Regions from separate parts of the Mus musculus genome. Here region 2 is linked to region 1. The links are chromatin loops, found by intact Hi-C in ENCODE. Cell type or tissue: left cerebral cortex. All regions are shown on one strand. Each heading gives the region's core, and the rest is flanking DNA. Links, peaks and the distances in the headings are about the cores only.

Evidence for each region. Hi-C counts contacts between places; a loop is a spot of excess contacts. Peaks named below come from ENCODE experiments on the same cell type or tissue, not always from the same donor. Only the 100,000 strongest peaks of a DNase experiment are listed, where the experiment ranks them.
Region 2: a loop joins it to region 1, with 2.4 times the contacts of the local background. A loop is called at or near these places in 6 of 42 quality-filtered maps.

Annotation. Positions count from the first base shown.
Region 1 is chr19:29,062,255-29,066,022 of GRCm38, forward strand. No RefSeq gene overlaps it. Among named protein-coding and RNA genes, the nearest start is that of Gm9895, 3.2 kb to the right of the region's middle. In left cerebral cortex, for the core only: a CTCF peak has its summit at 1,817 (motif pointing right); a DNase peak (open chromatin) is centred at 1,793; H3K27ac peaks cover 623 bases.
Region 2 is chr19:28,973,950-28,977,717 of GRCm38, forward strand. It overlaps the pseudogene Gm3621 and the pseudogene Gm4844. Among named protein-coding and RNA genes, the nearest start is that of 4430402I18Rik, 8.0 kb to the left of the region's middle. In left cerebral cortex, for the core only: a CTCF peak has its summit at 1,579 (motif pointing right); DNase peaks (open chromatin) are centred at 1,340 and 1,563; H3K4me3 peaks cover 540 bases; H3K27ac peaks cover 380 bases.

The sequences.
Region 1 (3,768 bases), core at 409-2,908:
TAGTGAAAACCAGAGTTCCAGGTTCAGGTTCCTTTATCTTAAGGGAATAAGGCAGAGAGCAAATGAGGAAGTCACCTGTCCCCTGACCTCTCCCGGCTGGCCTGGCCTTTGTGCACTTATAAGGGCATCCTTACACACACACACACACACACACACACACACACACACACATAAACACACACACACACAAGCACACCCATCTACACATCCTCACATACACAAAGACTGTTACAGACCCGAGCAAAATATCTTTGAAAGCCATGCACTGCCCATCCCTGTGTCTGACCCAGGATGTATTCTTAACAGACCACCAGTTTCCACCAACCCAGAAGTTAGGATGTTAGCAGATCACATCTGGGACCTATAACAAAGGTTCCCTGCTTTGCTGTAGCCTGCCTAACTGTTGTCTCCACCAGTGTATTTGGTAACTGTCTTGACTTATGACTTTGTTCCATAATTAATACATCTCATGTGGCCCTTTGCAGTGGGATCTATCTTTCTGGTCTGCTTGGATCTGTGTTCCTGGGCTGTGGTCACCCACATTTGGCTCCAGAATAAACTATCCCATTTGAGGCAAGAACTGTGTTTTGTATCAACAGCAGAAGAACAGAGTGAGAAGTTTCTCCATGCCCCTTAGGGACAAAGAGTGGACATCCAGAAAAAGTCTGTTTTTGACTCCAAATAGCACCCACAGACATATATCTGTGGAGAAAGTTACACAGATATAAAAGGAATTCCAGGGGCTGGATCAGATCAGCTGTGGGCATGGTGTGATGTCATATAAAGAACGGGCTAGTCTGGGGCTCAGCAGGAAAGCCATGTTCATTCCCAGCAAAGCAAAACCAATACAAAACAAAAGGACTTAGAAGGCCAGGGGTCCGGCTCGGTGCATGAAGACGCTTGCTGACAGCAGTGATGACCTGGGTTCAACCCCCAGGACCCACGGGATAGAAGGATGCTGAGAAGGGGACCTATAGGACCTATACCTGTTTCTTATATTCAAAACCAAGTCAATCCAGGACATGAATGGGAGCCCAGGGCTCACCTGCAGCCATAGTTAAAAGCAGGGCAACAACATTCATATCATACTCACACCCCCATCTTACACTAGTAATCAAACCTAAGCCTTCAGTTGCCTACAACTGCTCTGGCTGTGGCTCCTCGTGCTACCTGCAGAAGTAGGGGAGTCCCAGGCCCCATTGCCTTTACAGATTTTTCGGCTTTTCTCTATATTTACTTTTTCCTCATGGATTTCCTGTTCCTCAGAATCACCTAGATGAGTCGTCTTTACCCTTCCTAATGTTGTGACCCTTTAATATAGTTCTTCATGCTGTGGTGATCTACGACCATATATATATATTTTTTGTGCTACTTTATAGCTGTAATTTTGCTACTATTATGAATGGCAATGTAAATATCTGTGTTTTCTGACGATTTTAGGCAACCCCTGTGAAATATCCCCAAAGGGGTCGCAACCCACAGGTTGAGAACTGCTGAGTCAGCCATTCTGTTTAAAAATACAGGTTCTCAGGACCTATTCTAGTCCATTAACTACAATCTTTTTAGAGGAGAGTCTAAAAGTCTGAACTTCATCTCAGGATGATTCCGGCTTGTGCCTAGTTTTAAGAAGTACGGCACTAGACAGGGCAGTGATGATATTCCTTTCACTGAGGACACAGCGCCTGGCACTTCACCAACACACCTGACTGCTTTCAGAATGAATAGGCGGAATGAGCTGCCCCGCCCCCACTCTACCCACGTGGCCGTGCCTGGCCAATGAACATTCAGTTGCTAAGATTCCACCTACCGGCAGGTGGCGCTGAGTCGACGTAAATGCCGTCCCAGGAAATGTTTTGCTGGAAATTCAAGCCTCAAAGGCAGCTCAATTGGATTATATTTTTACGTATTTACTTTGTCTGTAACTCTCACTTGTATGAGTAATTTGGTTTCTGATGGCGTGCTTTGAATGAGAGAAGCCAGGGAACGCAACCTGACAAGGCCTGGGAGGTAATGAAAGGACTGGATGGACACTCCTAATGGTCCTAGTTTTCATTCTCTATGAGCAAGCACTGTGTGTTATGAAATTACTCAAAGACACAAATGAGTCTGCCATTTCAGTAAGAGTGTAGCTAGCCTGTAATTTCTGTTAGTCATCTACTGTTTCCTTTATGGGTGTTTAATTGGACTAACCTTTTAAAACCATTTCCCTCACAAAGCTGTCTGAAGGGCTGTCTTGGCAGTCTTTTGAGACGTGGGAAGTCAGCCCACAGTTAAAGGCTGGGGCTCCGTAGCCAACGCCTCTTCCCCTTCCCCCAAAGGGCATCGGCGTGCAAGTGACTGATAGGGCTGGCCTGAACCAACAGCCAACTATCAGGCAAGACCATGGCCCCGGCTGAACTGGTTTCTTCTGCCAGCAGACCTTCAGCCAGGGGCCCTGAAGGAGGAACCATCCTGAGGTGCTTGCTGTCTTCCCAAGGCTCCAAGCCCAAAGCAGAGAGAATTGGGACTCGAAGGAGGAAGCAAGGAGTCTACAGCACAGACTCCTTGCACAAGAGGGCGTAATTCAAGGGAATCACACAGTTTAGGTCACACCATAGCATAGAGTTCCTGGGAAAGAAGAGAGGAGAGCAGGGAGGGGAGGGGTGGAAAGGGGAGGAGAGGGAGAGGGAGAAGGGAGGGGAGGGGAGGGGAGGGGAGGGGAGGGGAGGGGAGGGGAGGGAAAGGAGAATCTATTAAATTAAATGCTTTAAGGGCTCGGTGGTGGTGGTGCATGCCTTTAATCCCAGCCCTTGGGAAGCAGAGGCAAGTGGATCTCTGTGAGTTCAAGGCCATCCTGGTCTACAGAGTGAATTCCAGGACAGCCAAGACAACACAAAGAAACCTTGTCCCAAAAATAAACAAACAAACAAATACTGTGATGACTAATACCTTGTATGATAATTTTTTTAAAACAAATACTATAAAATAACAAAAGAACGGATACAATTTCTCATTTTCTTCCTTGAATAACCTGGTATACAGTTAGATAGGAGCCAAGCAAAACAGGCAACCAGAAGCCAGTGTGACCCAAACTGACTCGTAGGGGGGTGTCCTGTTTGGAGGTGTCTGGTATGAGCATAGGAGCCCAAGTGGCATGAAGACTGCATACAGATGTGTTTGAGTTAATGGGGGGCAGAGCTTCCCATTCCTGAAGAGCTAACATGCAACTCTAGGGAAAACTCTAGGGAAAGCTGCATGGGGTTGAGCTCAGAAGCATCAAGTCCACTGTGTGTGTGTGGAATAAATCTAGAGGAATGCCCGAGTCCTTACATGGTCATGTCCACATAGCCCCAGTTTTCTGCACTGGAAGGGAGGGAGATCAGCTGTGTTCTGGTTTCTAAACAGAATCCTTAAAAGGACCAAGACCCCTTAGGTTAAACGAGTGGCTGACTGTAAGACTAAGAAAAGTAGCTGGGTTCTTCAGGGCGCTCAGGCAGGATTGCAAGTACAAGGTCTTCCAGGACTGTAGTAGGAGACCTTGTCTCAAAGTGAAAAGTAAAACAGGGGCTGGAGAGGTGGCTCAGAGGTTAAGAGCACTGATTGCCCTTCCAGAGGTCCTGAGTTCAATTCCCAGCAACCAATTCCCAGCTCAGGACCATTTGTAATGCTATCTGATGCCCTCTTCCGGCATGCAGGTGTGTATGCAGAAAGAACACTCTTTCATGTTAAATAAATAAATCTTAAAATAAATAAATAAGACAAGAGCCAGAGATATGGTTCAGGGTGGGA
Region 2 (3,768 bases), core at 469-2,968, 88 kb before region 1:
GTCAAGAAAACATCTCCAAGGGAGTTTTCAAGATAACGGAGAAACAGTACGGAGTCGAAGGAACCCTGGACTTTAAGGATACTTGGGTGTTTCGATGCCGACTTGTGGAAGGAGATAGAATAAACCTTTGAAACAGCCCTTCAAGTGTGAGGTTTGGCGGTGAGAGTCTGAGACAGAATAGAATTTTCAAGTGCAGCCTAAGCTACACAGCAAGATGCTATCTCCTCCTCTTTCCCCCATAAACAAAAATGAAAAGAATTGGTTCTTCATTATAATTCTTTTAAAGAGAACATCAAAGCAAGACATCGAAGGATTTTTTTTTTATTGAGATGTAATCTTTATCACCTGTAAAGATCAAGACGCATGAATTTGGGATGCATCAATTTAATTAATGTGGTGTGATTGCTTTAATGGTGTGAAATATTATTTAAAAAAATAACCTGAGGTATAACTAATAAAGGTGACTGAGTATAAAAAAAAAAAAAAGAAGAAAAGAAAAGGGCTAGAGGTTTCTTCAGGATTGAACTGCTGGTTCACTAGTGGTGTCTGCCTTTCTAGAAGACTGCTCTGCAGCTGCTGGGTCTTATTTGGTGTTTGCCACACCCCTGTAGAACTCCAGGTTGGGCAGACTGGTAGGCCAGGTTGATGTTGGTGAAATGCCTCCACACCTGGGCTGTCAAGGTCTCAAACAGGTGCTCTACCTCCTCCCGCAGCTGGACAGACTTGGCCCGCGTAGTCTGAGCGTGTCTGATGTTGTTACTGCTGAACTTGGCCCAGGTTTCAGGAACGGAGACCGTTTCGTCAAAGTTCTCCATGCCACGGAAGAAGTTAATGGATTCAGATGTGTTTTTTAGGTTTAAACATCTCTCCTCAATAGACTGTGCAGAGCTCTTGTCTGCGATGTCTTGCTCTAGGGCATGTTGAACATCTCGATTATCTTGCATCTGGGAATCAATTCGTTTAGCTAATTTTCTCATCTGATCTTGGCAACATTTAAGTAAATCTGCTACCCGGAGAAGGTTTTTCTCCCCGTTGTCATGGACCAGGTTAATCCCGATCCTTTTCTCCTTACTGTACAGATAGTCCAGGGTCACCTGCAGGGGACAGTTCACCTCCTTAGCGGCGCACTCCAAGCGCATCTTGAGGGTTTTCAAGTTGTTGATCTCCGCCATCAGCATGTCCCGCTCATGACACAACCCGGACTTCCAGAAGCGGATGTCGGAGAGCCTCTGGCCCAGGTTCCGGAAGGTTCCCTCTTGCATCTGGCGTGTCAGCTGCTCCTTATCCTGCATGATCCGCAGGGAGTCGTCTGTCAGCCGGCTGGCGCGGAGCCGCGATGCCTCTGCAATACTGATCAGCAGATCATTAGAGCGGTCCCATTCGCGTTGGGTATAACGATTGAAGTGCGGGGAGTGGAGCGAGGGCAGAATTGTGGACAGCCCCTGGTCGCCTGCGCTATCCTCCTGGCTTTTCTGGGTGGTGGCGACCTTGTAGAAGACTCTGGGTCTCCAAGCAGAGCGGCAGCGGGGCAGGTGAAAGGATTGGTAGCACTCCTGTACCTCAGGGTCCTGCCCAGCAGGGGGCGGCCACTGCAAGCCACAGTCTTTCTTGGAGCCACAGTAACTCGCTGTCTGAATGGTTCCAAGAAATTCCATCTTTCCCCATCAGACCCACGCGGGCAAAATTTGCCCAAGAGGTCAGGGCTTCTCAGGAACTAGGAGCCGCGGGGCTTCTGTGACTCAGTGCTGGTGTCATAAAGCGCGGGGAAGGGTCTTTGTGCCAATTCAGCAATCATGAGTTTGTAGAACACTAAATTTGTTTGATTTTTGTGCACAACCCCCGGCCTTTAGAAACAAACAAACAAACCCAAAACTATATCTTATGTCTATCCTTTTCCAACGTCTTTCTTTAAAACTTTAACTTTTCAGCTTTTGCACAGTTTAATATTTCAAGAAGAAATTGTACCTTTCTTTTACTATGAATAAATAAATGAACTCTTCCCTTGCTTTTAACGAACCGTAAACATGACATTTATATGTTAAAAATGACTAAAATTGCATCCTTTGGAAAACTCCCCCTAAAGGATCAGGCTACTACTATCTATATAGACCCACTGAACAACTTTAACTACATCACTATGGTAGTACTACATGCTGACTTGTATTATTCAAAAGATGGATCTGGAGGCATTTAAGACTAAAAAAAAAAGAAATTGACATTAAGTTCAATCAGGATACTGGTGTCACATTGTCTAATATAGTGGCTACATATAACTAAGTTAGCTAAAGCAAGATAAATAAATAAATACATAAAGTCTAGCTCCTCGCTTGCTCTGGTCACATTCCTAGTGCTCAGTAGCTACGCATAGCTAGTGACTATTACACAGACAATGCAGAGATTGTTCCCGTCATCAGAGAGTGTTTTAGGTTGCAATATTGCTCTAGACTTAACTGCTCTTCAAGCAGTTATGGGAGATAAGTTTTGCTTTGTTTTACAGTGTCAGGGGTAGGACCTAAGTCCTTGTACTCTACCACTGAGCTACACTGCCAGCTGAGAAACACACTAACGGCACCACAAAAAGGCATCCTGTCACACATATGACGTTGAGCTTTCTACATGACAACCAAAAGTTGTCATTGGCAATGTCAATGGCATTGTTAGAACAAAGGAAGTGTTGGCAATAACTGGTACAGATCTTAAAAATACCAATCACCAAATATTATAGGTGAGCTATTTTTACACCTTGATTTTAACAAACCAACTCAGTGTTTGAGAATTACAGGACATTTTTACAATGCTTGGAGATTGACTATATAATAGCCATTGATTAATTTTGGTAGGTATGGAAGCTTTTTTTTGTCTGTGTGGGGTGAACATTAACTTTGTTTAGAGATGCATATTAAGATGTTGCATTACCGTATTATTACTGTGTAAGTATGTGCCTGCCAAAGGCAATCCCAGGAAAGGTTTCTTTTGACTCAGAGTATGAGAGTCAGGCCTATCAGTGGTGGGCAAGATGAGGCAGCAGGTGAGTGACGTCACTGTCCACTTTGCTGTGTCCACAGTCAGGAAGCTAAAAGAGAAAGGCTGCAGCTATAACCCCATTGCTAGCCAGCTTGCCTTGCCCAAATGAAGCTGTAGGTTCCTCCTCAGTGGTCCCTGGGATGGGGCCGCCCACATCTAGTATGGATCAATAAAGGTTGATCATCATATGTGCATAGTGGTAAAATGACATAATGCTTAGATTTTACTTTCAAATATTTCAGGAAGCGAGTGTAGCAAAATCCTCACAATGGCTGAGTTTGGGTGATGGAGTTTAGGAATTTCTGTAGCTCAACATTTGTGTGTTTAAAGTATATACCTTCGCTGGACATGGTGGCGCATGCCTTTAATCCCAGCACTTGGGAGGCAGAAGCAGGCGGATTTCTGAGTTCGAGGCCAGCCTGATCTACAAAGTGAGTTCCAGGACAGCCAAGGCTACGCAGAGAAACCCTGTCTCGAAAAACAAAAAACAAAAAAACAAACAAAAAACAATATATATATATATATATATATATATATATATATATATATATATATATATATATACCTTCCAATCTATAAGATGCTTAAATGGAAACACTACCACATGCTTACATGGGCTTCCTGTCCTACCATAGCTCATAGCTTAAAGGGATTCTTGGTGGAATCAGTCTGAAATCTTTCATATCAATCTCTCACTCATATAAAATGAAATATGGTTATATATTCAATGCAAATGCAGACAAT